2 separate regions of the Homo sapiens genome follow, and region 2 is linked to region 1. A link is an interaction called in ENCODE POLR2A ChIA-PET data of the cell type or tissue named here. Cell type or tissue: A673. All regions are shown on one strand. Links, peaks and the distances in the headings refer to the core of each region. The heading gives the core; the rest is flanking DNA.

Region 1 (15,163 bases), core at 3,873-11,872:
ATAAATATTGTAAGTTTGTGTCGATGAGTGTAAGTTGGCAGTGCGCACGTCTCGGTTTTTTTACATGATTTAAGGAAAGACTTTTATGTCAGAACTTGGTGCCTGTACCGTCAACCCCGCTGCTGCCCGTGTTTAAACGCAGGAGAACTTTAAAACTGGCCATCTATCTTTTCAGTGTACAAGTCACTGAACCCATTGTTTCTTTCTGAAGAGACTTTCCTTTCAAGGCTTCCCATGGGTCCGCGCCACACAGGGCCGGTGCTGCTTTATTTCAGACTCTGCCCCAGGTTCCAGGAATCCGAACCCCGGAGTGCTGACGCGGTTCCCCAACTTCCGCCTTAAGAAAACAGGACCAGCCGGCACCAGGCCCGTCTCTCACGTACTTTAACACATCCTTGAAAGCCCCTCGTTTAATGAGAAAAGCGAACACTGCGGTCCTTGCCAAAGTAAAATGAAGCTGCCCCAGGACAAGGGGTTACCATGAGCTCCCTGGAGTCCGACGCGGGTTTTCTCTCTGGGGGACCTGGGTGGTCCCCGCTGTGGTCTTTGTTGTCCCACTTTGGGACCGGGTCCAGTCTGGGGTCTAGTCTCGAGCATCAGGGTCAGGCTCGGGGCAGGGCTGGGTTAGGCTCCGGGTCAGTCTTGCCATGGGTTTGGGAGCAGGTTTGGGTTACTTGCGTTTGAAGGCAGCAGTGGTCTCAGGAGGAAGAAACGGGGGCGGGAGAGAGTGGTGATCTGTGGTCAGTGGGTCAGTGACCTGCACGGTGATTCTCCCACCTCCAAAAGGTAGGGGTGGGACTGGAGGCGTCCCTAGGTCAGGCCGTTGAGTTCGAGCTCCGATGGGCCACCTTGAATCCAGGACTGACCGCCCGTGTGTGCACAGTTTGTTCTTGGACGAGGACTCGTGAGGATCGAGGGCTGGGGACCCCGGTGTGAGCAGGATGGGGCCCTGCCCTCCCGTGGGAGTTGTGGACTCGAGCCCAGGGGCTGCCCGTCACAGCGGTGTCCCAGGTCCCTGCCATCCGATTTTACCTGGGATGTCTTCTCTGGAGTTTGGAATTGCTTGAGGAACCCTGCGTGTGCTTGGAGAGGCCAGAGGGCTTGCTGAGAACCCCATGGACAGTGGAGAGCGGGATTCGAACCAAGGGCTGGACTCCCACACCTCTGGCCTGCGTCGCCCAGTTCTTTGTGGCTCTGAAGAATTGGCCGCTGTGGAAAAGAGCAAATGTCCGAGACCCCCAACAGGAAGAGTCTAAAAATCCAGTTTGCAACCACTTCTGACCTACAAAAAAATGGAAATTTAGTGTTTTTCAGCCTAAGACATTAAATTTCATATCAGAACAAAGCCTGCCCCAGGCTGACCCTCCCCAGCCGTACCGTGGTGAACGGGTTCAGAGGATACGTGGGCTGAAGGCTGGGCCTCGGGAGGGCTGGGGGCTTCCAGAGCCGGGGCAGCTGCAGCTCTCTCTGGTCTCACCTGGAACTTGCCCTGTAGATCCTCCCTGCCCTGCGGCTCCAATCGACCGTGCACGGGCCGTGGCATCCGTCCCCCAGGCGTCCTTCCCTGGTCTTAGCTTGTACAGCTCCCCACCCACCCAGGTACTCGGTTCCCGGAGACCAGGGCCAAACCAGGAGGCCCTCGGGAGATGGGGGGTCACCGAATTCATTTCCATGTGGGAACTTGGGATACAAAACAGCCAACTCTTCCTCAGCCACACGGATGTTTCTCCTCTAGTGGCCCCGAGAACCTACCATGGAGGGGACAGTGTCAGGGCTGGACGGGCACGGCGCAGCCACACGCACACAGCCCCCAGGAGGCACAGGGCCGGCAGGGAATGCAGGTCAAGCCAAGAGGATGGGCTCTGGTCCCTTCAGGATCCCCCAGGAGGAGAGCACCCCCTTCTGCCCTCTTCCTGGGGACTATGGTCCTGCCTCTCTGCCCCCTGAGGCTGGCATGCAGGCACCTGACGTTGGCTCCAGCTCTCTGGGCCAGCCCTGGGTACCCGCCGGGCCTGTGGCCTGGTTGGTCACCCCCAAGATGCAAAGTGCTACCTGCATCCGGAGGCACCCCCGCCCCTGAGGCCTCCAGGTTCCCACCTGCCCACCTGTGTCTGGCTGGGATCCTGGCTGTCAAGGCTCCTGTTACGGGACTGAACTGTGCCCCCTAAAAGATATTCCAAGCCCTAACCCAGCAGCTACAAACTGACCTTGTCTGGAAGTCGGGTCTCTGCAGGTGGAATTGCGTTAAGGCAAGGTCCTGAGGTGGCCTTACTCCCACGGAACTGGTGTCCTTACCAGAAAAGACCTGGGAAAAAGCCACTGTGTGGCTAGAGACTGACACCCAGGCGATGCCTCTGCAGGCCAAGGATTGAGGACCCTCCACCCCCACCCCACCAGGCAAGGAAGGGCTCTACCCAGAGTCAGGAGCGTGGCCTCCAGGGCTGCGAGGGAAGACGCCCCGTCCAGCAGCCCCAGGATGCCAGCCCAGTTCCCTGTGCCCGGCGCTCTTCGGTGCAGACGCAGGCAGGGGCTCCTGCAACCTTGTGGCATCACAGACGCCCAGCACTGACTGGGCCCAGATCTCCTCCCCGCAGGGCTCAGCACACACCCTGTTCCCGGCAGGCCTCCATCAGTCCAGCCTGCAGCAGGGCTGCCCCCGCGGCCTGGGTCACCCCAGACTCTTCCACCCTCTCCCTGGCTGACTGTCCCAGCTCAGAGTCCTCAGGTCTAAGGGGGTCACGGCCCTCCTGTGGCCCCACCGGCCCCAGGCTCCCCAGCTGTGGCACTGTGAGACCAGCTGACGTTGCAGGAATGGAAGCCCCAGCGGCCCAGACGGCTTGGGGAGTCCTCGGGAGCAGGTGGCCAGAGACAGGTGCGTGCCAGGCCCTCCGCACCCAGAGCGGGGCCGGGAGGAGAGAGGAGGCCCCTTGTTCGCGCAAGGCCCTGCTTCCTGGGCCCACAGCAGCCTGTCAGAAGTTTCCAGCTCCTTGGACTGGCTGTGTGGGGCCTGCTCCCTGGTTTCAGGGGCCTGGGAAGGGCTTGGCGCTTTTTCCTGGTTTCCTACTCTGAGGTGAGCTGGCGTCTCCCTCTCCCACTGTGGGCTGAGGGGAAAGACCTCTGTGTCCATCCCACAGGCCTGGCCAATCTCTGGGGTCCTCAAAGAGGAGGCTTTTGAGGGGGCACAGCCCAAACCCCTGGGCCTCCCCTTGAGGTCTCCTCCCAGCCCCCACCCAGAGGACCTTCCCACAGCCTTGGGAGCTGAAACCCAGGCCACCCCATCAAGTTGGCCTCTGTGGGTGTACACACTCCTTTCCCTCAGGGCCAGGGTGGGTCCCCACCCCCAGCACTCACAGCCCCTCCTTCTCTGGCCTCCCTGCCCTCCGCACCCTCCCTGCTAGATGCTGGTGCCGCTAGCCCTGCCCTGATGGCCACACTGCACCACGCTGGCCAGGTCAGAACCACCCGAGGAGAAGAACCAAGATCTGGCCCCACCCTGTCCTCCTCGGAAGGTCTCTCTGGGGCCCACCCCCTCCTCCCTCCCCAAGGATCTGAGCCTCCCTCACCGAGGTTCCCAGTGGAGGTAGACAGTGGATGAGTGATCCCAGGAGAGCTGGCTGCAGCCAAGGGGCTGAAGGGAGGTGGAGGCGGGAGGGGCAGGAAGGAGGATCTGGAAGGCCCCAGGCGCTCCCCACCCATCCAGCCTCGGCCTCTGTCCTGGTCGCGTTGCCCAGCGAGGCCTCTCCTTGGGCTGGGGCTCGGGTACTCTGCCCTGGTCGGGGCCACAGATGCCGCAAAGTCCCCTCAACTCAGCTAGCCAGGGTGCAAGACCGCGCCCACAGCTGAGAAGCCAGGGGTTACGAGTGTGGCCCTGCCAGGACCTCCTCAGCTGCATCCTCCAGAGTAAACACAGGTGGCCGCAGATCTTCCAGGGCCGGCCGGGCAGGCAGGACAGGAGCCCAGGAGGGCCGCAGTCCAGCTCCCCTCCCCGCTGACCCAGGGCCGGACCCAGCCCGGTGACTGGAGCAGAAGGAAACCCAAGCCCCAGGCCCTCCCTCCGGTGGCATCCGAAGGTCTCAGCGGCCCCAGCCTCCCCCAGGGGCCCCGCACCCGCCACCGCCCACCTCAGACCGGAGAGAGAGTGAGGGATGGGCAGAGCCAGGCCCAAGTCCCCGCCGGGGCGACGGTCACGGTGCCTCACCCTCAACCGCCTCACCCAGACCTTCCGACCCAGGAACAGCTGAACTCAGCCTAAAAAGCACCCGTCCCGAGGGCCTGAGTCCGGCCGTGGTGCCTCCTGCTGCAGAGATGTGTTTTGCACACTCCTGTGTGGCAGGGAGAGGCCCGGGCGTGCGGGCTGGGGGCCCAAGGGGTCTGGAGACGCTTCCCTGCGGAGACGGGGTTTGCCCAGCCCCCACCTGTCACGCTTCTCGTCACCCCCAAGTGAGGGCCGTGGGCGCGGGCGGGGTGGGCAGGAGGCCCTGCTGGGCTGGGTCACACGCATGACACCTGGCTGTCGCAACACAGATATCATCACGCCCGGGCACCCGTGAGTCACTGGCCCAGAGCAGGGGCTGCCCCCAGCCTCCCAAACAAAGACCCTTTGTCCCCAGGCCTCTGGTGCCAGGCCCACCTGTACAGCAGTCAGATGCGCAGGCGGACAGACACGCCGGTGGCTCGGCAGGCACAGGCAGGGCCAGGGCGTGTTCCCGCAACCAGACACGCTGCCATTCCTGGGTCAGGGTCAGGCTGAGGGAGACCCCTGGGGGACAGGCCCTGAGGTCACCATAGCTCAGAGTGACCTGAACTGGGAGTCCAAGCACAGACTGGCCAAGCCCAGCCCGTGAGCGACGGCCCCAGGACGCGGCGCCGAGCTCTGCCCCCAGCTCCAGCTCCCAGCGGCGTCGGAGCACAGCAGATCCCAGGGCAGCGCTCTGCAGGCAGGAAAGAGCTTCCCCTTGGGACAGCGCGCTGAGCAGCCCCCAGCTGAGGGTGGGAGCCCCGTCCCTGGACCCCTTCACGCAGTTCAGGGAGCCCCACATGCCGAAGCAGCCGTCACAGCTCCATGGGCCCCTCTGCTGTCCCTGGCAGGACCGAAGCTATGTGGCCTCCCGGACGCCAGGGACCCCGGCCACGCCCGCTCCAGGCACTGAGTGGCCAGCCAAGCGCTCGGGCCCGGGGTCCTGGACGGCTGTTCTGGGTTTGTTCTCAAGGGGGCCGTGCTGCTGGCTCTGTAGAGAGTCCCAGTCCCAGGGCAGAGACCCACACAGATGTGCAGACACGTGGGCACACACGCACCAGTCGCAGGGACACACAACTGTCAACCCGGGGTCAACACGGGGCACCTGGGTACATAGATTTTTACAAAGCAGGGCAGGCAGGTCTGTTTGGACCCTACACAGCCCCTACATGCCCCCAGGCCATTCTTGTTCCAAGGCCCAGATGACAGTGGTCACCAGGTGTGGTGTGGTCTGGGGTCTGGGACAGGCCCCAGGAACGCCCTGGGCTTACTCCAGAGAGGCTGGCAGGCAGTCCGAGGGGCCTTTGGAGCAGACACCCTCCCAGCTGCAGGGCGGCAGGGGCGGCAGGGGTGACAGAGGCGGGGAGAAGGATGCGAAGACAAGATGCCAAAGCTGGGCCTCCAGCGCCTGCCTGTCCTGGCTGCAGCCCCAGGGTCCACACCCAGGCGCCCCCAGGGGCCAGGCCAGGGCAGCCGCATCTCCTACGTACCCCAACAGTGGGGCCCTTGAGGCACCGGGGACGGATGGGCAATGGTGTCCACACCTGACAGGCGGGGCCGGAGCGGGGCCCAGCCTCCTCCTCACAGCCAGGAGCCCCCAGCCCTGCCTCCCCTGGCTCCTGCTGCCCCCTCAGGGTGGCTGCCGCACCTGGCCCCAAGAGGACTTCCTGGCTGCCCTGAGCTCCCGTCCGCATTTCTGTCCATTCAAGACCAGGACAGCACCAGGGCTGGGAATACTGGCTCCGACCCAGCCGAGGCAGCCCCGGGGCAGGGTGGGTCAGGCAGGTCCAGCGCTGGGACTCTAGGGAAGGGCTGGTCCTGTGAGCAGACGAGCTGGAGGGTTGGTGGGGGGAGTGTCCCCGCACCGGGCATGGCCCCTCCCAGGATGGCAGGGAGCCCACGGCAGGAGTGTCCGATGCCCCCAGCCCCGGCCAGGCAGCAGGGTCGGCCTGCGGTTCTGGGAAGTCAGCCCTGGTGGAGGTCACGGAGAAGCCGGCAGCTCCCTGCCGCTCAGGGCATGGGGTCAAGGGTCAGGGGTCAGGGGTCGGGTTGAGGCCGTCCGGCACGTAGCCGGCTGCTCTGGCTTTGCTCCTGCCAGGGTCCACGAAGCTGCCAGACGCTTGGGACACTCAATACCCCAGCTCCCAAACCGGGGGGCACAGGCCTGAAGAGATCCGTTTCCCTGGGCTCCCCAGGTCCCCCAGCCAGCCCAGACCCCAAGCAACAGCAGCTCTGGCTGGCCTGCACCTGCCCCGGGGACCCCACGCTCCGGCTGGGTGAGTGACAGGCATCTCCCACCCTCGTCAAGAGTCCAGGGTCCCTTCTATGGCAAACATTGCAGTGTGGGTCCAGCCCAGGAGGTGAGGCTGAGAGAGAATGAAGGGGTGCAGCTGGGCTGGGCCAGAGGATGGAGCCTTGGCTGGGTGGGCTGGGAGCCTGGACCCTCCTGTGAGGCCGCCCACCCCACCCCGACCTGTCCATTCCTTTGCTCCTGGGTGCCCAGAGGGGGCTAGAGATGGCACATTCCAGGGGAATTGCGGCTAAGTGGCTGATCACCTCCCACTGGGGCAGAAACCAGGAGGCAGAGGCCAGGGAGGTGGTGCCAGCACCAGGACATCCCCACGCCCCCCATTCACCCTGGCCCCAGCCCCCCCCATTCACCCTGGCCCCCATGCCAGCCCCCAGCCACCCCCGACCAGCCCCCATCCCCCACCTCATTCACCCCGGCCGTGGTCCCTGCCCCAGCCCCCGCCGCCCCCATTCACCCGGGCCCTGGCCCCCAACTCATTCAGCCCCGGCCCCCCGCCCCACCACTCCACGTCTCTTTGTCTCTCATCACCATCTTGCTCTACGCGGCCCTGGGTCCCATTTCTGGCATGTCCATCTGTCATCACAGCTCCTACCTCCGGGACTGGGTAGGGTGGGGGACTGGCTGCTGCTGAAGAACCTAGAGGGCCCCCATTCCCGGATGGTGAGGCCCCAGGCGGTGTTCAGAAAGGCCTGGCTGGGTGCTGCCTGATCCTGGGTGCCTGCCCCCAGCCCGTTCTTGCCCAGGGTTGGCCCGTCAGTTTGGGGAGGAGCCACTGAAAACTGGAAGCAAACAGGGGAGTCCGCAGCCCAGGGCTCACGCCAACCAGGAAGGTGCAGGCCACGCTCCTGCCTCTGCCTCCTCAGGGCCCCCACACTGCTGTCCCCGCTGACCCAGCTCCAGGAGGGCCCGGCACAACCTTGGTTCCCCCTGTACAGATGCACAGCTGCCCGACTCTCTGGAAGGGAGCACTCTTGAGTGCTGTGGCCAAGCAGGGCAGGGGCTGCAGAAGGGAGACCCCCCGTTCCAGATCCAGGCCCCAGGGGGCAGGCCGTGCCCACAGAAGGGGTGCTGAGGGCAGAGAGGAGCCCCTAAGCCGGGGCCACAGCCTTGGCAAGTGAAGCAGAGGCCCCTCCAGACAGCCCCAGCCCCTGACGCCACTCTGGGGGGCCCAGGGAGAGAGGTGGGGACGGGTCACCACCCAAGCCCACCTCGTGCCGATTGGCGCCTGCCCACACACCTCGTCGCAGGGCTGGGCTGTCCCGCCTCACTGCCCAGCAAGCCTTGGGGAGGGCCCCTTCTGTGCCAGCCCCGGCAGCTCCAGGTCCCAGGGGAGGGGTAACAGCCGTGGGCTCTGGCCTCTTCCAACCTCCCCAACCCCACCAGCGACTAAGGGCTCTGGATGCCAACCAGAGATGGCATCTCCGCAGCTCAGCAGAGGCCTGGACGTCCTGAGGCCAGTTTACACTCTTTGGTGTGGGTTTGCCAGAGCCAAAATGGGGTGGGGGTGGGGCCCAAATCCACAGGACCTGCCAGGGAGCAGCAGCATGATGGTCACATATGGGGCCCACCCCACCCTCCATGGGGCAGTTCTGGCCCCTAAGGCCCCCGAGAGGCCCTGGTCATTAGAGTGCGGCCATACCGAGAGCAGGCGAGGAGAAGCCTGCTGGTTCCAGCCCTGCTCCACCTGGGTGCCCCGGGCACGGCACGGTCTGGGCGCACCTGAGCCCGCAGGGGTGCCTTTCAGCTCCACACGCCTGCGGCGGCCAGCACATGCAAGCACGCGGTCCCGTGTGTGGCATGCACGTCCTCTTGCCCTGCACAGAGCCCCCCACAGGACGCAGGCCTCCCGAGGGCCCAGAACAGTGCTGCTCTCCAACCTCTGGGGCTTCCAGTGCCCCACGGCCTGCTGCTCCCCCAAGGCTGGACAGGCCGTGGGCAGAGCTGAGTGGGGCCGGCACGGACAGTGGTCCTTGTCCTCAGGGTCGACGTGGCCCCTGCAGGGGCTACCAGGGCAGCGCCCAGCCTCTTGCCATCACCATAATCCCGGGCCAGGTAAGTCGGCCCCGAGGGAGGCTCTACGGCCCATACCCCAAGCTACCGGGCTCCCCTGTGAACAGCACCCTTCTGCCCCCACCCATCTCCCGCCGACCTCGGCAGCCTGGCTTCCACCCCCAGTGAAACATCCAGGCAGCACTCGAAGGCAGTGGGGAGGGTGGAGGGCTCTTTATTGTGGTGACCACGGGCATCAGTAGGAGGGTCCCCGGGATCCGGCGGCAGCTCCTCGCCAGCCCCCCTGGGCGCCCTCACGTGCCCAGGAGCAGCCCGGAGAAGCTGGAGCCCGCCTGGATGGTGAGGACGGCCCCGGAGCCATTGTCCACAAACACAGAAGCGTACTGTCCAGCCTGTAAGAAGCACGGGGACGTCACAACCGCAGCCACAGCCCAGCCACTCGGTGGCCAACGTCTGCCCACCTGCCCTGCGCTAGGAGGTGCCGAGGCCCCAGAGGTCTGCGCCCTGAGTGCACCGAGCTCACACCCGGCCCAGCCCGAGTGCACCCGAGCCCTCCCGCTCACACCCGGCCCGGACTCACCTGCAGCTGCAGCAGCCCCTGCACCTGTAGCGTGAAGACCCTGCTGTTGCTCTCCAGGCCTGAGACGGCCTCCAGGCACCTGAACACAGCCCCACAGGGCAAGAGGGAGGCGTTGCAGGTCCAGGGGGCCAAGACCTGCTCCAGTGCCCAGAGACCCCTGTGGCCTGTGAGCCCCTCCAAGGGTGGTCCGGGGGCTGCCGCCTGGAGCGGGGGCTGAGGTCACTCACGTGTGGCGCTGGCACAGGGACTCAATACAGATGAGAACACACACCACGTCCCGGGCCCGCAGCCGGGCCTTGCCCTGCAGCTCACTGTGGTCTGCGGAGAGAGCCCTGGGGAGGGTGGTGCATGGGGGGCGGGGTGGGGGCTGGTGGGGAGGGGCTTCAGGGCACACATCCCAGGACAGGCCCAGGAGTGGCTGCTGGGGCTGGGGAGGGGGCGCCTGAGGCCAGGCGTGCAGCAGGGACCCCATGCCCAGTCCAAGGCCCCCCATGGGGCAGGGGATAGGTCCCTAACAGGACCCGCACCCGGGGCCGGCGATGCCAGGCGCCCCCAGAAAGCTCAGCCCCAGCCCCGTCACAGCACACGGCACTGCCCCATCCGGCTCACCCACGTGCAGACTGGCAGAGAACTGGAAGATGCCGGACACGGGGGCCGTGAACCGACCCGAGGCCAGGCTCAGACCGGAGCCTCGCAGGAAGGCACCTTGGGCAGCAGGCTGTGAGGGGCAGTGGGTGAGCGGCCAGCGCAGGGCCTGGCCCCCACCCCACAGACCCCGCCTGGGGAAGGTGCCTGCAACCGACAGCCCCTCACTCGGAGCAGCTCTCCCGGGACCCTCACGCTCACTGTGGGCACCAGCAGGACTGACCCTCGAGTCCACACCCAGGAGGGTCTCCCTGCCTCCCGGCTACCGGGGACCCACGCTCCGTCTGGGCATAAAGTGTGATCTGGGCCCCCAGGGCCTCCCAACCCTGACCCGAGGCAGCCCCTCGCCCTCCGAGCCCCGCCCCCAGCCCCCAACCCACATGCTGCCCCATGAGTGTCAGGCGGTGTGTGTGGTCCCGTCTTGCCTGTGGGGCCCCACCCAACACCCCGCTCTAAGCTCCCGGCTCCACTCACAGCCTGGAAACCATGCAGCTCCACCAGCGTCCGCTTGTCCACCCGGCGGGGACCCTGCAGCCGGCAGTGAAAGGCCTCGCCCACCAGCCGCAGGCCCGCCCCCTGGGGCAGCAGCGGGTCCAGAAGCCCTGAGAACCGGCGCTCCGTGGCCTCTGTGGGGAGGAGGGCACAGGCGGCCAGCAGGGTCAGCACAGGGCCCAGGCACGTCTGGTCTCTGGGCAGTGCAGGGCGGCTGACCTTTCAGCAGCTCCTGAAACTCGTGAAGCAGAGTCTCCGCGGTCACTTCTGCACCTGGAGGTCCTGGGGGACCGAAGAGATCCCGCTGGGGGGAGAGAGAAGCAGGTGAGGGGCCCAGTGGGACCCGGTGGGAGCTACCACCACACCCTGTCCGGGGCTCAGACCCTGCAGCAGCCCGGGCGGGGCTCACCGGCTTCTTGTCCCTGCTTCCGCACCGCTTCCTTAAGGCGCCGTCGTCCGGCCGCCGGACAAAGTTCAGCCATGTCATGTGGGCGTCGGAGAACTCAGGTCCTGAGGCCTGGGATGGCTGAAGGGACGGGACGGGGCTAGCGCACTGAGGCTGCACCCTGCAGAGAGCTGGGACCCCAGGGCAGCGGGGAGCACTCAGGGCAGAACCAGGGAAGGCATCGCCGGCCAGGAGAAGGACCCACGGCCGCCCTTGGGGGAGTCAGAACCCTGACGTCCCAATGCCACCAGCAGGGCAGGCATGCGGGGCTTCTGTGGACACAGCCAGAGCCTGATGCCCTGAGCCCCTCACTCCTCCCCCACTCCTCCCCCTCCTCCCCCCACTCCTCATCCCACTCCTTCCCCCACTCATCTCCCTCCTCCCCCACTCCTCATCCCACTCCTTCCCCCACTCATCTCCCTCCTCCCCCCACTCCTCATCCCACTCCTTCCCCCACTCATCTCCCTCCTCTCCCCTCCTTTCCCACCTCCCCCTCCTCCTCCTCTTCCCCCTCTTCCCCCCACTCCTCCCCATTCCTCTCCCCTCCTCCCCCACTCCTTCCCCCACTCATCTCCCTCCTCCCCCACTCCTCTGCCCTCCTCTCCCACTCCTCCCCCTCCTCCCCCCACTCCTCATCCCCCTCCTCCCCCACTCCCCCCTCCTCCCCCTACTCCTCATCCCACTCCTTCCCCCCACTCCTCATCCCACTCCTTCCCCCACTCATCTCCCTCCTCCCCCACTCCCCCTCCTCCCCCACTTTTCACCCTCCTCCCCCCACTCTTCCCCCTCCTCCCCGCACTCTTCTCCCCTCCTCCCCCACACCTCTCCCCTCCTCCCCCCACCCTACCCTCTCCTCCCCCCATTCCTCCCCCACTCCTCAGGCATCCGCTATCCGCTTGCTGTCCTGTTGACCACCACCGCAATGTGCTGAAGGGACCCGGCGCCCTGGAGGGGCCTGTACCTCAGCCTATCTGGGGGCTGAGAGCCAGAGGCAACAGAGAGCAGGCTGCAGGAGAACCGCCCAACCCTGGAAGCCTGGAGGGCCAGCCTGAGCACACACCTCACAGCCCTCCAGCCGGCACCCTTTGAGGGAGGCCCGCCACCCTGCAGGGTCTCTGGAGGAGTGGCCCTGGGCAGTGGGGTGCCCCCTCCCTTCCAGGGGGACTGGCCCGGACTGCTGAAGACCCCCCCACTGCCCCGCCCCTGCCAGCACTGCCAGCCTGGCCCTAGCGCCGGGAACCAGCCCACTCTTCCTGAGCTGGCAGAGCCGCGGCCTCAACCCTCCTCAGCCTTCCCATCTGGGAAACGGGACCTCGGGCTCCAGCGGGGCCGCGTGGGCTGAGAGGCAGCCGGGCTGGCTGCAGCAGAGACGCCCTCGGGAGGAGGGAGACCAGCATCAAAGGTGTGAGGGCCGGGGATGGGGGCTGCTCTGGCAACTGCGGCTCCCCTCCCAGTCCTGGGGCCCACGACGGCGGCAGCAAGACCTGCCCTCCAAGACCCCTGGAGAGACCCTGAGCAGGAGAGAGGAAGCCCAGGGTTGAGGTGGGCTTGGGGCCTTCTGTCTTTGTGAGGACGCCCGGCCTGACTGGGGCCCCAGGACTTAACCCGCAAGAGGGGGTGCTAGCTACACAGGACCCCCAGAAAGCACAAGGGACAGGCTCGCCATGGCGTCTCCAGCCGCAGGAGTCATGGGGCGCTGGACTCCCAAGGGGTCTGGTGAACCATCCAGCAAGCAGCCGGAACCACCCCACCCCCGCCCCCAAATCAGCAATTAACCTAATAGCAACAGGTTCCTCAGAGCGCGGCAGGCCCACGCTTCAAAGGGTTAACTGCGGCCCCCAACCGCGGGAAGCCCCCTTCACCCACCCACCCCAGGCCAGCTGGGGGCCAGGTCTCCGCTGCAGAGGAGGAGAGGGCTTCCCAGAGGCCGGCCTGGCTGGGCTGCAGCAGATTCTCAAGGCGGGACCGTGGCCGAGGCCTCGAAAAGGGCGACCCGGAGGCAGAGCCGGCAGGGACAGAGCCTGCTGGGGGAGGACGCCCCAGAGCCCCAGCTCCGAAGCTGCCCCGCGAGGGCCCACGTGCGTCCCGGCCGCGTACCTTGGGGGCCTCGGGCAGCCCCTCGCGGGAGGACGCGCTGGCGGTGGCGTTGGGGGGATCTGCGCGCTGGCCAGGCTGCTGCGTCCTCTGTGCCTCCCGCCGGGCCCCGACGCCCCCGAGGAGCACGAGCTGCGGCCCGAGGAGGACCACGACCGCGGCCCAGGCCCAGCGCCGCATGGCTCCGTCCCGAGGCGGCTCAGCGCGGCGAGTCTCGGCGCCAGGGCGCAGTCATGGGGACGGCCGGCGCTCAGAGCCCCCGCGCGGGGGCGAGGCCCAGGGGCGCGCCCGGCCTCCGCCGCTGCATGTCTGCGCGGACCTGCCCGGAACGGCGGCGCGACGGCGCTCAGGTCCCCCCGGGGTCCCGCTCCAGCCCCCGCTCCCAGCCCCCGTCCTCTCTGGCCTCCTCACTCCGCCGCCCAGTAAATCCTCCCCTCGCCTCCTCCTCCCCAGACCTCGCAGGCTCCAGGGTGGGGGCTCACACTCGGACGATCAGCCAGCCGCCCGGGCGCCCCGACGGCCAGGGACGGAGACGGGGCGGAGACCCCCACTGACCCCGGCCGCTGCTTCTTGCCTCCCGTCCCCAGACCCCACCCTGCCCCCATTGCTTCCCCAAAGGTCCACCTCATTCTGGGAACCGTGAAGACAGCAGCCTACCTCCTCGCCCTCCCTGCCAGCTGAACTCAACCTGGCTCCCCTCACAGCAGCCTCTGCAGCCAGCCACCGGAGGGCAGCTACCAGCCAGCCAAAGCCCCAGCCCCTTCCCACGACCTCCTCACCCAGGCTCCCCCGGGTGCCCCGCCCTGACTCACGGCCCCGGCCCAGGGTCCTGGGGGTGCTGGCCGGCCTCGCTGGGGCCCCACTCGGGGGAAAGGTGAGGCCAGATCATGGCGACAGGCCCCTTGGGCTCAGTGGCTGGAGGAATGGGGTGGCCAGGTGGGGCTGGAAGACCCTCCAGCCGCTGGTCCTGGCCGAGGCTAACAGTGGCCCAAGGTCAACATGCCGGCCCTGATGGACAGCTCGGAACACTCCAGACCCTCCCCTCTTGCCAGACACGAAGGTAGCCACGCCGAGACCCCAGCGTCAACCCCAGCCCCAGGCCACATCCACAGGCAGAGCCACGGGAGACCAGGCTGGGATGGGGATGACGCTTGGGAACCCACCAGGGACCCCGGCTGCCCCCTCGCCCTCCGGGCTCTCAGGCACTGACTGGCATCTCCAGAGAGCACTGTGGAAGCCTCCCGGCCCCGTGTCCGCTCGTGAAGGTGGTGGAGGACCCTGGGGACACGGCACAGCGCCCACACAGTACCAGCCCTGCTGGACCCCCGCAGGTGAGCCCTGGATGTGGCCTGCATCTAGCATGGGTCGGGAAAGGCAGCCCCAACACCCCTCAATCCAGGCTTGGGGCAAAGGGAGGGGTGGGCAGGTGCCCTGGCCAAGGAGACCCCCCGCCCAGGGCTACCAGACCCCTCCTCACAGGCAGGGCATCCAAATTTTCTCTGTCACCCACTGGCAATGAGCTCCCCTGTGACTCTAGACAGAACAGGCTGGATCTCCAACTCTGACCTACAGGCAGGAAAGTGGGCAGCCCTGGGAGGCTGGACTGAGGGAGGCTGGACTTCCCACTCAGGCCTACACGCAGGAAAATGGGCAGCCCTGGGAGGCTGGACCGAGGGAGGCTGGGCCTCCCACTCCACCCTACAGGCCAGGACACGGGCAGCCCTGGGAGGCTAGACCGAGGGAGGCTGGGCCTCCCATCTACCCTACAGGCCGGGACACAGGCAGCCCTGGGAGGCTGTACCGAGGGAGGCTGGGCCTCCCCCTCTGCCCTACAGGCAGGAAAACGGGCAGCCCTGGGAGGCTGGACCAAGGGAGGCTGGACTTCCCACTCTACCCTACAGGCAGGAAAACAGGCAGCCCTGGGAGGCTGGACCGAGGGAGGCTGGGCCTCCCACTCTGCCCTATAGGCCGGGACACAGGCAGCCCTGGGAGGCTAGACCGAGGGAGGCTGGGCCTCCCACTCTGCCCTACAGGCAGGAAAACGGGCAGCCCTGGGAGGCTGGACCAAGGGAGGCTGGACTTCCCAATCTACCCTACAGGCAGGAAAACAGGCAGCCCTGGGAGGCTGGACCGAGGGAGGCTGGGCCTCCCACTCTGCCCTACAGGCCGGGACACAGGCAGCCCTGGGAGGCTGGAGCAAGGGAGGCTGGGCCTCCCACTCCGCCCTACAGGCCGGGACACGGGCAGCCCTGGGAGGCTAGACCGAGGGAGGCTGGGCCTCCCACTCTGCCCTACAGGCAGGAAAACGGGCAGCCCTGGGAGGCTGGACCGAGGGAGGCTGGACTTCCC
Region 2 (15,163 bases), core at 7,104-15,103, 200 kb before region 1:
CTTTCCGAAGGAACCGAGCCCCAGCCCCTCGTGGGCCAAGGGCGCCCACACCCACGCCACCCTTTCCGAAGGAACCGAGCCCCAGCCCCTCGTGGGCCAAGGGCGCCCACAGCCACGCCACCCTCTCCCAAGGAACCGAGCCCCAGCCCCTCGTGGGCCAAGGGCGCCCACACCCACGCCACCCTCTCCCAAGGAACCGAGCCCCAGCCCCTCGTGGGCCAAGGGCGCCCACAGCCACGCCACCCTTTCCGAAGGAACCGAGCCCCAGCCCCTCTGGGGCCTGCCAATTGCCAGAGAGCCCCAGTGCTCCACCCACTCCAGGCCCCAACCCCCACCTTCTGAGGGCAGGATAAGTACCTGCGGGTGCCCAACCAGAGTGTGCCTGTGTCCACACGGGAACATATGGGTGGGAGGTGAGGAGAACGTGCCTTCCCAGTGTATGGGTGGGGGTTGAGGGACAAAATTAATGTTGCACAAAGATATGGGGGATGCCCAATATCTATGCAGGCAGGTGGGGGGATCAGTGTCTATGCAGGCAGGTGGGGGGGACATCAGTGTCTATGCAGGCAGGTAGGGGGAGGGGGACATCCCGTGTCTATGAGGGCAGGTGGAGGGAGAGAATTGAGGCTGGGGCTGGGGTCAGCAGTGGGGCTGAATGGGGCAGAGTGGGGGTCAAGGAGCAGGGGTGGTGCTGGGCAGGCCAGGAATACCCATTGTGTGGCCGTGTGTGTGTGTGCAGTGCATGGTGCTGTGAGATCAGCATGTGTGTGTGTGTGTGCAGTGCATGGTGCTGTGAGATCAGCATGTGTGTGTGTGTGTGCAGTGCATGGTGCTGTGAGATCATGTGTGTGTGCAGTGCATGGTGCTGTGAGATCAGCGTGTGTGTGTGCAGTGCATGGTGCTGTGAGTGTGAGATCGTGTGTGTGTATGCAGTGCATGGTGCTGTGTGAGATCAGCGTGTGTGTGTGTGCAGTGCATGGTGCTGTGAGATCAGCATGTGTGTGTGCAGTGCATGGTGCTGTGAGATCAGTGTGTGTGTGTGTGCAGTGCATGGTGCTGTGTGAGATCAGCATGTGTGTGTGTGTGCAGCGCATGGTGCTGTGTGAGATCAGCATGTGTGTGTGTGTGTGCAGTGCATGGTGCTGTGAGATCAGCATGTGTGTGTGCAGTGCATGGTGCTGTGTGAGATCAGCATGTGTGTGTGTGTGCAGTGCCTGGTGCTGTGAGATCAGCATGTGTGTGTGTGTGTGCAGTGCATGGTGCTGTGAGATCAGCATGTGTGTGTGTGTGTGTGCAGTGCATGGTGCTGTGAGATCAGCATGTGTGTGTGCAGTGCATGGTGCTGTGAGATCAGCGCGTGTGTGTGTGCAGTGCATGGTGCTGTGAGATCAGCGTGTGTGTGTGTGCAGTGCATGGTGCTGTGTGAGATCAGCATGTGTGTGTGTGCAGTGCATGGTGCTGTGAGATCAGCGTGTGTGTGTGCAGCGCATGGTGCTGTGTGAGATCAGCATGTGTGTGTGTGTGTGCAGTGCATGGTGCTGTGAGATCAGCGTGTGTGTGTGTGCAGTGCATGGTGCTGTGTGAGATCAGCATGTGTGTGTGTGCAGTGCATGGTGCTGTGAGATCAGCGTGTGTGTGCAGCGCATGGTGCTGTGTGAGATCAGCGTGTGTGTGTGCAGCGCATGGTGCTGAGAGATCAGCATGTGTGTGTGCAGTGCATGGTGCTGTGAGATCAGCGTGTGTGTGTGTGCAGTGCATGGTGCTGAGTGTGAGATCAGCATGTGTGTGTGTGCAGTGCATGGTGCTGTGAGATCAGTGTGTGTGTGTGCAGTGCATGGTGCTGTGTGAGATCAGCATGTGTGTGTGTGTGTGTGCAGCGCATGGTGCTGTGAGATCAGCATGTGTGTGTGTGTGTGTGTGCAGTGCATGGTGCTGTGAGATCAGCATGTGTGTGTGCAGTGCATGGTGCTGTGAGATCAGCGTGTGTGTGTGTGCAGTGCATGGTGCTGTGTGAGATCAGCATGTGTGTGTGTGCAGTGCATGGTGCTGTGAGATCAGCGTGTGTGTGTGTGCAGTGCATGGTGCTGTGTGAGATCAGCATGTGTGTGTGTGTGCAGTGCATGGTGCTGAGTGTGAGATCAGCATGTGTGTGTGCAGTGCATGGTGCTGTGAGTGTATCAGCATGTGTGTGTGTGCAGTGCATGGTGCTGTGAGTGTGATTGTGTGTGTGTGTGTGCGGTGCATGGTGCTGTGTGAGATGTGTGTGTGTGCAGTGCATGGTGCTGTGTGAGATTGTGTGTGTGCAGTGCATGGTGCTGAGTGTGAGATCAGCATGTGTGTGTGCAGTGCATGGTGCTGTGAGTGTATCAGCATGTCTGTGTGTGTGCAGTGCATGGTGCTGAGTGTGAGATCAGCATGTGTGTGTATGTGTGTGCGGTGCATGGTGCTGTGAGTGTGAGATCAGGGACCAGGGGGCTAGTACTCTTTCCTGCACATGAGCCTGCGTGGGCTGGTCAGGGCTGAATGATTTTGTCTGAAGATCCCAAAATAGCTCATGTCGCCTGAGCTCCCTCCCTGGCTGGGCCTGGGGCCTCAATGGCCCTTTGTCTTTCTGAAGGCATCTGGGCCTCTGTGGGGGGCTCAGACACTGACTGGGGCTGGGTGGGGCCAGGCTGCCTGCCTGGTTCCCCTTCCCCTGGCCCAGCCCAAGGGGCCCTAAGCCTCATTCCAGTGTCGGCCTGGGGCAGCCAGGCCCCCCACGTGACTTTCAGCTTGTTGGGCCCCCTTTGCTGGCAGATCCCAGGGTCTCTCTGTGTGGGGGCAAACTTCCCAGGCAGTGTTTGAGGCCCCCTCTGCCAGCCCGTACCTGGGGCTCCCCCACCCCTCCCACATTGTGGTACCTGTCCTCCTCCTGCAGAGCCCGCCCAGAGATCCCATGGCTGAAGGTGGTGGCAGCAGGCGGGCTGGCGCGTGACCTGGTAGCACGGCCTGGGTTTGACCCTGGCACTGCCCCTGGGACTCAGAGCTGGGAGGTGAGAAATGGGGAATGCATGTGAACCACCTGCCTCTGCACACAGCAAGTCCTGTTCTGGGTTTTCTCATCCCTGGGTCACACCCTGCGCTGGGGAGATAAAAAGTCAGACCCTGCCCGGGGCACCCACAGTCAGCACCGCCGGAACACTGTCAGCCTGGTGTGGACAGTGCCAAGGTCCAGCAGGGTGGGGTGGTTGGGGTAGGAGCTCCCCTGAGGAGAGAGTGAGGCCAGCAGGGGTGGGTCTCCAAGTGCTTCCTTTGACAGCTGCTCTGGATGGGACGTGGCTTGGGGTGGGTGAGAACCCTTGGCTGAGTTTGGATTTTCCTGCAGGGTTTCATTGGAACACCAGGTTCCAGGGCCGTAGAGATGTGGAGGCCTCCTGTCTGGGTGATGGGGCATGGTGCTGGTCCCTGGCTGTGGGGTGGAAAGGAGTCCCAAGAGAGGGAGCTGGCAAGACAGGACCTTCCCAGCTAAGGTGGGGTTGGTGGGATTTGGCTGGGGCCCTTGGAGGAGCCTGACCAGGAGGTGAGACAGGGCACCTGGAAGGAAGGAGGCGTTGGGGAGAGTCCAGATGGAGGCCATGGGGTTGAGGGGCCCAGACACCCGGCTGGGGGACTCCAGGAAGGCAGCAGGTGTGGGCAGTGGGTCCTCTGGGGTGGACTGAGGTGAGGCCTGGGTGTGACCACGCGGTGGCACTGGTGGCTGCCGGCAGCTGTCGTCTGCAGAGTGGGTGAGACCGAGTGTGGCAGATGGCTTGGTCCGCGGTGCTGGAGGGGACTGGCGGAGCAGAAGCGCCCTGGCGCCGGGTCCTTGCTTTCCTGGAGCTGGGGCTTGGGGAATGGGGTCGGTCATTGCAGGGACAGAGGAGAGGGCAGGGTAATGGGTGCGCAGGGGTCCCTTCCAAAGGCTGCGGGTGGCCAGGGGTGTGCGGGGGCGCTGAGGTGCGGTCGCCGAGAGATTCTGGCCTCCAGGGTGGTCGGGCCTGGCATGGACTCTAGGGGATGGTGCACACACCGGACCGGACGGGCCCCTCCCTTACCCCCGGATCCCCCGGCTGGGCAGCGGCCAGGGAGAGGGGCGACCTACGGGGGCGGGTGTGGGGACGCCGGACTACGCGTCAGGAGTCCCAGATGGGCCCAGACCCCCATTCCCCGCCCCGGGCCGCAGTGACGTCAGGGCCCGGACGTTCCCGGAACGGCCTCTTGGGGGCGTTCCAGCCCCACGGACCCGCAGGGAGTCCCCGCCGCAATTTGCATGGGGCTCATTTGCATGACCCCGCCCCGCGCGGGAGTCGGGGGCGCCGGCGACTGGAGGAGCCACTGTCAATCCCCAGGGGAAAGTGGGCGAGGCGATTTCTGGGCCGCTCACCTCACTCCACCCTCCAGCTCGCGCCGCACCTGGGGCCCTCCCCCACCTACGCCCCGCCAGGGCGGGGCCGCGGGCGCAGACACTCGCGGGCACACGCACGACGACGCGCACACGCGGTCGCACGCGGCCCCCCGAGCCCCCTGCGGCGACTCCGATTCACCCCCGCGGGTGCGGGGCGCGGACCCGCCCGGCCCAGCTCCTGCTCCCCAGGCGCTTCCTCCTCCCGCGACCTGCCCCGGCCGCACCCGCCTCCGCTCCAGCACGCGACGCTGCCCGGCGCGACCCCTGCTCCCCCGGCCCAGCCCCACCGCTGCCCTCGACTCAATCCCAGTTGAACGCCCGCAGCCTCAGTCCCACCCCCGGCCCAGCCCCAGCGCCCCCAGTCCCACCCCCGGCCCCAGCTTCAGCCTCAGCGCCCCCAGGCCCAGCCCCAGTCCCACCCCCAGTCCCAACACCTTCAGGCCCACCCTCGGCCCCAGCCTCAGCCACCCCAGCCCCAGTCCCGGCCCAGCCCCAGCCCCAGCGCTCCCGGCCCCGGGCCCAGCCCCAGCCCCAGCCCCAGCCGAGCACCCCCGGCCCCGCCTGCCCGGCGTTCCCTTTTGTGCGGCGCTCTCCCGTCCGCATCCGCCCGATCCTCTGGAACTCCCCGCGGACGCCGGGGTCCCTGGAGGCGGCTTCCTTTGTCTCTGCTCCCGCCCTCCCTCCGCGGCGTCTTCGCCCCTCACTCACCTCCCCAGCCCCGCGGGGACGAGGGGAGCTGGAGGGAGCCCGGGACCCGGCGCGGCCTCCGCAGGCGGCGCTTTCTTCTCGCTCCCGACGCGGCCGCCCCTCCTGCCTGCCCGCTCCTATCGCCGCTTCCGCCTCTGCCGGGGACGGGGACAGCAGACCCTCGGCGCCCGGCCCCCGCGCACCTGCCGCGCGCACCGCCTCTCCGGCCTGCGCGGCTCCGGGGGCTCCGGGAAGACCGAGCGCTGGCGGCCAGCCCGGGGAGGCTGTGGGCAGCAGGGGTGGCTGCGGGCTCCCAGTCCCTCCTCCGCCTACCTCGGAGCCCACATTTGGGATTTCTACTCCGGGAGAATTCTGCCCTCCTCCCACGATGAGCCTGGAGGACTGGAGCCGGGACCTGGCACCCCCAGGGCTGTGACTGGGTGAACTCTGAGGGCACAGCTGCTGTCCGCCGCCCCAGGGGTCCCAGGATGGGGCGAGCAGCCCTGAAGAGGCCCAAGGGCACCCCGTGAGGAGCCCCCACGCTCTGAGAGTGGGGCGCAGAGCCGGAGCCCCGGGCCATGCCTCCGCTGCCGCTGGCGCGGGACACCCGGCAGCCGCCTGGCGCCTCCCTGCTGGTGCGAGGCTTCATGGTGCCCTGCAACGCCTGCCTGATCCTGCTGGCCACCGCCACGCTCGGCTTCGCGGTGCTGCTGTTCCTCAACAACTGTAGGTGGCCGCGGGCGGGGCGTCGCACTGGCCAAGCCCCAACCCCGAGGCCCCTGCACATAGAGGCTGGAGGCCGCGGCGGGTCCGCGGGGCTCCCGGCAGCTTCCCGGGGATGGGATGGGTCACTCTGCGGACCCCTCGGTCCCTGGAGGCCGTCCTTGGGCTCTCAGTGGGCCTGGCCCTCACCCAAAGCTGCAGAAACACTTTCTGCGGGAGCTGGGGAGGGAGGGGCAGCCGGCTACACTGAGAGCCGGCAGTTGGGGGTAGGGCAGGACCTGCGGTGGACTCTTCCAGGGAAGGGGGTCCTGCCTGCACCCCTGTGGCTGGGGCCCCATCTGACAGGGGTCAGGCCATGACTATTTGGCTGGAGGGGCAGAGAAAAGCAGGGGCCTCTGTCTCAGACCTCAGCCAGCCCATGGGGTCAGGGCTGGACCCTTCAGCAGCCTGGATCCCTGGGGCTAGCGGTGGGGGGGGGGGGGTGGGCAGGGGTGCCCCTTTCCAGGCTGGGCAAAGGGATGGGACAGGGAGGAGCCTGCTCAGAGGAGCCTAACTTGGGGATTTGTTTTCTTCCAGATAAACCCGGGACCCACTTCACTCCAGTGCCTCCGACGCCTCCTGATGGTGAGTAGGGCTGAGTTCGGGGGACCTGGATGGGCTGTGGCACTCTTGGGAGTCAGGGGCCATTTGGAGGTGTGCACCCAGACGTGTGGAGTGTGTCTGGAGTGAGGAGGAGGCTGGACAAGGGCACCTGCGTCTGTCCTGGGAGTCCGCAGCGGTGGGCCGCAGTAGGAACTCGGGGTCTAGAGGCCGCCGCCTGACGGCACTGGACCTCGGCTCTCACTTCTCTGGGCCTCAGCCCCCTCAGCCTCAAAACTGGGAACAAGTCCTGGGACCCACAGGTTGTGAGGTGATGTCAGACCTGTAGGGCAGGGCCAGAGTCCGGTCAGGGGGCTCCGCTCTATTGTCCTCCCTTCTCCCTGTTCAGCAAGGGGTGGGGCTGGACAGAGGCTGGAAGTGGACAGGAGCTTGCAGGGAAGGCTGAGCTGGGGGAGGGCCCTGACCTGATCAGTGACAGCTGTCTGGGGAGGGGCCTGGAGGGCGGCAGTCTGTCCCTGGGACTCTGCAGGCTGTCATGGGGGGACACAAGTGATGGAGGGGGCGGGCTGACCTTGTTGACCTGCTTTGTGAGGTGGGGCCTGTCCTCCCCGGGGTGCTCCTGGTGTTTGGGCCACTGTCATCGGGGTGGTGTGAGGGTGTGAGGGGAAGAGAGGAAGTGGTCAGCTTTGCAGAGGAACACAGACGGGGGGACCGGTGGCTCCCTCGCCAGGCCTGGGGTCCTTTCCAGCAGGTGGGGAAGGAGCACCTGCCCCATCACTGGGTCTCACTTGCGTTCAGTTGTGTGTGCAGGGCTGTCTGTGAGGGCTGTGCTGAGGCCTTCCTGACCAGCACATGGGGTGGGAAGGACGACCTGGGGAATCCTGAAGTGATCTGAAGACAGAGCCCTGGGCTGGATAGATCGTCTCGGCCACTTTCCAGGTCTTGGGAGTGGGGGATGATGGCTGGAGGAGGTGGCCAGGCCTTGGCAGGGGGCCCTGTGATGCCCGCCTGTGCTGAGAGGTGGGGGCAGCTTGGGATGCTCAGTGGTCTGAAAGATAGGGTGGGGTCTTCCCTCGGAGTGTGGAGTTTAGGCACCTGGGAACCGGAGCTGGATTCAGGGGTGTGAGATGGAGGCCCTCTGCTTCCTCGACCGCCTGCCAGGCTGGGGTGACCTGTAGTCAGCTGTGCTTTGCTCCTGAAGCCGCACACCAGCAAGTGGGCAGTGGTTCTCCCACACTTGGCTACTCAACTCCTGGTCCCAGGGACTCTGGCCTGGGGCAGCGCTGGGCCTGGGGTGAGGAGCTGGGCAGCGGGAATGGGGAATGGTGGCTGTGGGAACCCGTCCTACCCCTGGGCTCTAGCCCTGCAACCTGTCTGTTGGCCCCCAGCCCCTGATGGCCCTCCAACACCCGCCCCCCAACCCCACCAGGCTGTTCCTATGAGATCCCAAAGGCTCCTCAGAGCACCAGGCTTCTCTTGGACTGTGGGGAGAGGAGACCGGTCTGCGTGGCCAAGGTGATTGAGGCCTCTGAGGGGCCTCATGCCGGTGGGGTTGCTGTCCCCCTTCCTGAGACTCAGGAGCCCTGTGGGTCAGGGCAGCACAGCACCATGGGTGGTTTGTGACCTGAGGCATTTGAGGGGACACGGGTTGCAGGGGCCTGCAACAGGCTGGGAGAGCAGGTAGGTGAGCAGCTGGCTTGTCCTGGAAGACCCTCTCCCTCCTGGCAGCCCCAGGACTGGGGGCAGGAGGGTATGGACTCAGAGAAGGACCCGAGTCTTGCAGGAAGGGGCCTGAACCCTCCCAGTGGGCTGGGTCCTGGGGAGGAGACAGGTCTATGCAGGTCTATGCTGGTGGCTGGGGCCGGGCAGGGCCAGGGCAAGAACTGCGTTTCCACCACCTGTGAGCCAGAGGCCTGGAGCCAACTGGATTTAAAGAGGTGCTCAGGTGGGAGGTCCCCTCTCTTAGCATCCTCAGCCTCGTTTCCTGACACCCAGAAGGCTGGGGAGTGTCTCCTTTTCTTTACACACTGCCCCCTTCACCTGGCCACAGCCCACCCTGCCACAGAGTCACGGAGGGCTCCACACCAAGGCCATCGTGACCCACATGCCACCTAACTGTGGTCATAGTTACGGGCCAGAGCTCACAGCAGGGCTGGGGCATCCTCTCCATCCCCCAGCCTACCCAGGACCAGGAAGGGAGTTAAATATACCCGCTCCTATAAAAAGCACTGCCGCCTCCAGCGTTGCACACAGTGGGAGGACCCGTCACGCTGCGGGAGAGTGGGTGGGGAGGCCGAGTGGCCGGGGAGGGGCTCCTGCAGGAGGTGGAGCTAAGACAGGCGTGGCAGGACCCCCAAAAATGACCCATCGGGAACACAGGGCTCTCAGGGTCCTAGGTGTGTCACCTGCATCTATGAGGGGCCATGTGGGCAGGTGACCGGAGCACAGATGTGTCTGAGCCCAGTGCTGGCATTTCTAGCAGTGTGGCCTTGTCAGGTGGCCTACCTTCCTCCTGCCAGCTGGCAGGGGAGACATCTCGGGGCGTGGCTGCTGCAATGCGCTGTGCCTGGCGGGTACGTGCGTGTGTGCCATCACCACGTGCACCTGTCTTCAGGTGATCTCGTGTGGAGCCTCTATGATCCCCTAGGCCTGTGGAGACTCAGCACAGTGGTGGGAGCGGCCCCTCACCTAAGCCCGCAGTGTGAGCGGAGAATGGGGGGGTGGGGCTTCCCGGAGGCCGTGATTCCTGAGCTCACTCTTGAGGGGCAGATGTGTTTCCAGCCTGGATGGGGATAGGAGGGAGGGACCAGCACTGTGACCTTTAAACCCTGGGCTGGCCGGCAGTGTCACACCATCAAATGCTGTGAGGGAGATCCACCCCCACTCCACAGCTGGGGCCACATTCCAAGAGGAGCGGACTCTCTGAGGCCCTGGAGGCAGAGGGGAAGGGGCCAGGACCTGGCCCTGCACACCAGATGGGGATGGGGAGCCAGTGCTCAGCCTGGCTTCAAGGTCCCGCCAGGTACCCAAGGTCTCTCCACTGCCCTGCCACATTGGTCCAGCAGCTGGTCACTCAGAGCCTGTCCCTAAGGTACCTCTAGGCTCCCATCCCAGAGCTTGCTCTCCATGCCCCTGCAAGCAGTCCAGCCCCGCTCACCCTGGTGAGCTGCCATCATCACCTTCTTCCCCAAGGCTCTGTCTTGGGACGTAGCAGGACCTCGGGCTGGACTATGGAGGGAGCTGCGGGTCCTGGTGGATGAGGAGCATGCCCGCCATCCAGGAACAGTGCCCTTGGCCATGGTGTCAGGGCCTTGGGAGAGGTCTGGCTGAGCCAAGGTGACCAAAAGGGGAGAAAGGCTCAGGAGCCCTGGTGCAGGGAGGTGACTGGGTCCTTGGCCATGGGGTTGGGACCTGGGGGGAACCATTGGTCCACAGGTCCAGCCGAAGCCCAGGAGAACAGCTGGCTGGGCATCAGCAGGTGCCCGTTGGATTTGGACTGGGAGTCCCAGGGCCTTGGACAAGGCAGGGCCAAAGGGAGAGGGAGATGCTGAGGGGAGAGAGAAGGGGAACCAGAAGGGAAGTGAAAGGGCCAGGGGTGCATGTGGTTTGAGTTTGATTTGAGCCAGGACGGGGGAAGGCCAGTGGTGATGACAGCCCTCATGACTATACTTACAGTGGCAGCAGACGGGCCACATAGCGCTGTGTGCTGGGCACCCTCTAAGCTTTGCAGATACTGGCCCATTTAACCCCACAATCCTGGGAGGTAGGTCCTATTGCTCCTATTCACCGAAGGGGATACTGAGGCCCAGGCAGGTGATAACCTGCCCACATTCTCACAGTGGGTAATGCAGAGCTGAGCAGCCTGGCTGTAAGACCTGAGGTGGGAGAGTAGCAGAAGAGGGGTGGGGGCACAGCCAAGGTTTGGGGAGGAAGACAGGGATCTGGTGGGGGGAGCATGGGTAGGTTGCAGGGATGGCAGGCGGATGGCCCTCACTCAGCCTTCTGGGGTGGGGGCAGGGACACCCAGACAGACAGCGCCAGAGCCTGGGGTGGGCTGTTGCTATAGCAACAGCTGGCTCCAGCTCCCAGTGCACCCACCCTCCTTGGAGATGGGGGGGGTTCCTCCTGCCCCATTTCACGAGCCTGCTGGGAAGTGATGGGTGGTAGCCACCCCTCTGACATGACTTATTAATGATAATTGGACCCAATTAAACATTTATTAAATCCAGACAGCTGCAGCCGCTAACGGACCCTTCCCTGATCCTGGGTGGGCCATGCTGGGGGTGGGGGTGCTCAGGATGGGCTGCCGCAGGGGCTCTGGGTTTTAACGTGCCTGAGGCAGCTTTGTTGGCCACGTTGAGGTCTGGTGATGGGACGTGTGTCAGGCGCTGTGGTCTGCAGCTGTAAGAACTAAAATGAGCAACAGTTCCTGCACCTCTCCAAGAAGGAAGTTCGCTTTGACAGAGAGTGAGGGCGATGGAGGAGGCAAGAGTGAGGTGGGGGGCCGGGGGATGCCCAGGGAGGAGGGGGCGTGTGGGTGCCCCAGGGATCCCAGGGAGCGATGGGAGGCTGCAGAAGGGCACAGGCCTGCCGCGGGTGGGGGGCTGGCCAGGGAGAATAGGAGATAGTAGAGGCGGAGGCCAGGAATTTGCACTTCTCCAGGGAAGCTGGGGAAGAGTTGGGGAGAGGGAGGCAAGAAGATTCCCCACCCATCTTAGGCGCAGGGAGCGGTCAGGGAGGCGCCAGAGGTGGGCCAGAGCTGTGACCTGGCCTCACACCCCGTCCCGGTGGGGCTCTCAGGCCCCTGAGGGCCAGACGCGGGACCTGGGTGCGACCCGGGCGGGAGGCGGCAGGGCTCAGCTGTGCTGGACGCTGCAGCAGCGCGGGAAGGGGCTCCCCCGGCTCCATGGGGTGAATCGGTGAGGGGCTCCGGTGCCGATGTGGAAGGAGCTCCTGAGCAGAACTGGGGCCTGGACTGCTTGTGCCCGAGTTGGTTTCGAGGCGTCTCTGCTTTTCGCTGGAGGCCCACGAGGTGGGTGGGAAGTGGGTGCTCGCCCGTCGCAGAAACAGAGTCGGGTGCCGCCTGCGGCAGACGCCCCTCTCCGCGCCTGCAGGTGCGGGGTGGGGGAGAAAGGTCATCCCTGGAGAGGCCCGGGGCTGGCGGGAATCCTCGGCGGGCGGGGTCTGCGAGGGGCAGGGCCGGTCCTGTGAGCGCACGCACGCGTGTCCGTGTCCGTGGTGGACCCCCGATGCGGCGCGGGGGCGGGTGAATGCGCGGGCTGCGAGCACGGCAAGGTCTCTCAGGCTTGTGGACGTGGGTACGGGCGTCTCGGCACCCTGAGCTTTCTCCCCTACCCGCCCCAGCGTGCCGGGGAATGCTGTGCGGCTTCGGCGCCGTGTGCGAGCCCAACGCGGAGGGGCCGGGCCGGGCGTCCTGCGTCTGCAAGAAGAGCCCGTGCCCCAGCGTGGTGGCGCCTGTGTGTGGGTCGGACGCCTCCACCTACAGCAACGAATGCGAGCTGCAGCGGGCGCAGTGCAGCCAGCAGCGCCGCATCCGCCTGCTCAGCCGCGGGCCGTGCGGTGAGCGGGGCGGGGCCGGTGCCTGGGGCGGGGAGGGGCGGGGCCTATGAGATGGAGCGAGGCTGGGAGGGGCTTCGGGGCCAGTGGGGCGGGGGCAGGGGCGGGGCCCGGCGGGGAGGAGCGGGGCTGGGAGGGGCCTGGGGGGCGGAGCGGGGCGGGAGCGGGGGCGGGGCCTGCGGGGCCCGGCGGGGAGGAGCGGGGCTGGGAGGGGCCTGGGGGGCGGAGCGGGGCGGGAGCGGGGCGGGAGCGGGGGCGGGGGCGGCCCGTCTGACCGGCAAAGCCCCGCCCGCAGGCTCGCGGGACCCCTGCTCCAACGTGACCTGCAGCTTCGGCAGCACCTGTGCGCGCTCGGCCGACGGGCTGACGGCCTCGTGCCTGTGCCCCGCGACCTGCCGTGGCGCCCCCGAGGGGACCGTCTGCGGCAGCGACGGCGCCGACTACCCCGGCGAGTGCCAGCTCCTGCGCCGCGCCTGCGCCCGCCAGGAGAATGTCTTCAAGAAGTTCGACGGCCCTTGTGGTGAGCGCGGCGGCGGGCGCACGGCTCGAGCTCTGTGGGCGCGCGGCGACAGCGTCCTGACTCCTGCCCTCGACCCCCAGACCCCTGTCAGGGCGCCCTCCCTGACCCGAGCCGCAGCTGCCGTGTGAACCCGCGCACGCGGCGCCCTGAGATGCTCCTACGGCCCGAGAGCTGCCCTGCCCGGCAGGCGCCAGTGTGTGGGGACGACGGAGTCACCTACGAAAACGACTGTGTCATGGGCCGATCGGGGGCCGCCCGGGGTCTCCTCCTGCAGAAAGTGCGCTCCGGCCAGTGCCAGGGTCGAGGTGAGCGGCTCCCCCGGGGGAGGGCTCCGGCCAGTGCCAGGGTCGAGGTGGGCGGCTCCCCCGGGGGAGGGCTCCGGCCAGTGCCAGGGTCGAGGTGGGCGGCTCCCCCGGGGGAGGGCTGCGGCCAGTGCCAGGGTCGAGGTGGGCGGCTCCCCTCTGGGAGGGCCGCCTGCTCCCCTGCTCCCTGCACATCCCAGGGCAGGGATGGAGGGTGCTCCAGCCTCTCCGTGACTCCCTCACCCCTGCGTCCTAGACCAGTGCCCGGAGCCCTGCCGGTTCAATGCCGTGTGCCTGTCCCGCCGTGGCCGTCCCCGCTGCTCCTGCGACCGCGTCACCTGTGACGGGGCCTACAGGCCCGTGTGTGCCCAGGACGGGCGCACGTATGACAGTGATTGCTGGCGGCAGCAGGCTGAGTGCCGGCAGCAGCGTGCCATCCCCAGCAAGCACCAGGGCCCGTGTGGTGAGCGCCCCGGGGTGGAGGCCAGGCGGGGTGGGCTGCTCCTGCGTCAGTCCCTGCCTGGACATCACATGCCATCTTCATCCATCATGTTCCTCTTGGGGTCCTGGGAGTGGGCCGGTCCCTCTGGGAAGGCTCTGGGGAGGGTGGAGCCTGTGTGCGGAGGGTACCTGGATACCTGGGGGCTGGTGAGGCAGAGGCGGGGCCTTGTCCAGGCTCCCTGGTCCCTGACCTCAGCCACGCCCTCCCTGGGAGTCCTCTGGCCTGTCCGCATGTCTCCACGCTGTAAGCACAGGCTGTTGGGGTGGGCAGGCTGGACACAACACCAGGGTCCTCACTCTTGGGACATGGGCAGCCGTCGGCCGTTTTGGAGGCAGTGTCAGGACTTGAAGGGCCAGGGGGAGGCAGTGGCCGTCGTGTCCCGTCGTGTTCGTCTTGGTCAGTTCGCCCATCTTCTGGTCTTTCTCTCTGCGTCTGTCTCTTCTCTTTGGTCTCTTCTTCCCTGTCGGCTCCGCCTCTTGTGTCTTCCAGCCTGACCTGCTGGCAGGATGAGGTGCCGTGCCTGCCCTCCAGGAGCCCGCAGCCCGAGGTCTGCCCCTGGTGCGGCAGGGGGGGTGGCTTGCTGCTGCCTGGCCTTGTGGTCCTCAGAGCAAGTGGACAGACACCTCCTCCCCCGTGCAGCCCTGGGTGTGACTCTGGGGGTGCAGGCTCCTCCCACCCACAGAGAGCCCCCCCACATGCATGGGTGTCCTGGGGATGCTGGTGGTCAGGGGTCAGTGGCCTGGGCAGGCTGGGGAAGCCTGGCCCTCCCATAGCCTGCTGTGGACAATCAGGAAGCCCCAAGCTTGGGGGCAGCCTCGCCCGCAGCCACCGGGGACTCCTGGGTGTGTGTTCCGCTCGCCTCTGCCGCGTGTCTGTCCCTTTCTCTGCCGTGTCTGCTGTGCATCTGGCCCTTCTCCTGTGTTCTCTCTTCCTCCACCATCCCCTCCCTGGAAGAGGGACTGCTGCGTGGGGCTGGGGGCTTTGCCTGCAGCGGAGGGGGGGCTTGTGGGACCACTGAGCCCCTGTGTCCTTCCCAGACCAGGCCCCGTCCCCATGCCTCGGGGTGCAGTGTGCATTTGGGGCGACGTGTGCTGTGAAGAACGGGCAGGCAGCGTGTGAATGCCTGCAGGCGTGCTCGAGCCTCTACGATCCTGTGTGCGGCAGCGACGGCGTCACATACGGCAGCGCGTGCGAGCTGGAGGCCACGGCCTGTACCCTCGGGCGGGAGATCCAGGTGGCGCGCAAAGGACCCTGTGGTCAGTGGCGGGTGAGGGGTCTGGTGGGGGTCGGGGAGAGAGAGGTTCCTGGTCGCCTGGTGATGGAAGCTCCTCCCCAGACCGCTGCGGGCAGTGCCGCTTTGGAGCCCTGTGCGAGGCCGAGACCGGGCGCTGCGTGTGCCCCTCTGAATGCGTGGCTTTGGCCCAGCCCGTGTGTGGCTCCGACGGGCACACGTACCCCAGCGAGTGCATGCTGCACGTGCACGCCTGCACACACCAGATCAGCCTGCACGTGGCCTCAGCTGGACCCTGTGGTGAGTGAGGCCCTGGGGCCGGGCGGGCCAGGGTCCTGTGCCTCCCTCAGCCTGGGCCTGCCGACCCCTGCCTGGCTCTGTCTCCTGCAGAGACCTGTGGAGATGCCGTGTGTGCTTTTGGGGCTGTGTGCTCCGCAGGGCAGTGTGTGTGTCCCCGGTGTGAGCACCCCCCGCCCGGCCCCGTGTGTGGCAGCGACGGTGTCACCTACGGCAGTGCCTGCGAGCTACGGGAAGCCGCCTGCCTCCAGCAGACACAGATCGAGGAGGCCCGGGCAGGGCCGTGCGAGCAGGGTAGGCC

What was found. Peaks named below come from ENCODE experiments on the same cell type or tissue, not always from the same donor. Only the 100,000 strongest peaks of a DNase experiment are listed, where the experiment ranks them.
Region 2: POLR2A ChIA-PET joins it to region 1 with 22 read pairs; 7 of 35 experiments call an interaction of 5 or more read pairs at or near these places.

The regions. Positions count from the first base shown.
Region 1 is chr1:1,233,697-1,248,859 of GRCh38, forward strand. It overlaps C1QTNF12 (C1q and TNF related 12), which reads right to left and starts at 13,026. Exons shown (of 8, transcript NM_001014980.3): 1 at 12,818-13,026; 2 at 10,685-10,801; 3 at 10,495-10,579; 4 at 10,258-10,409; 5 at 9,748-9,856; 6 at 9,366-9,456; 7 at 9,139-9,217; 8 at 8,757-8,950. The coding sequence starts at 12,994. The coding sequence ends at 8,852. B3GALT6 (beta-1,3-galactosyltransferase 6) reads left to right here. Exons shown (of 1, transcript NM_080605.4): 1 at 1-1,345. RefSeq lists enhancers at 407-908, 12,969-13,750, 13,751-14,531. In A673, for the core only: no CTCF peak of the experiment used is centred there; no DNase peak of the experiment used is centred there.
Region 2 is chr1:1,028,868-1,044,030 of GRCh38, forward strand. AGRN (agrin) reads left to right here. Exons shown (of 36, transcript NM_198576.4): 3 at 6,410-6,457; 4 at 11,798-12,013; 5 at 12,306-12,530; 6 at 12,611-12,835; 7 at 13,089-13,295; 8 at 14,372-14,590; 9 at 14,671-14,865; 10 at 14,956-15,156. Among named protein-coding and RNA genes, the nearest start is that of AGRN, 16 kb to the left of the region's middle. RefSeq lists enhancers at 988-1,857, 3,598-4,467, 10,679-11,357 and silencers at 3,981-4,160, 4,221-4,360, 4,341-4,461, 4,381-4,690, 11,913-12,122 and 1 more. In A673, for the core only: a CTCF peak has its summit at 11,920; a DNase peak (open chromatin) is centred at 11,954; H3K4me3 peaks cover 627 bases; H3K27ac peaks cover 483 bases.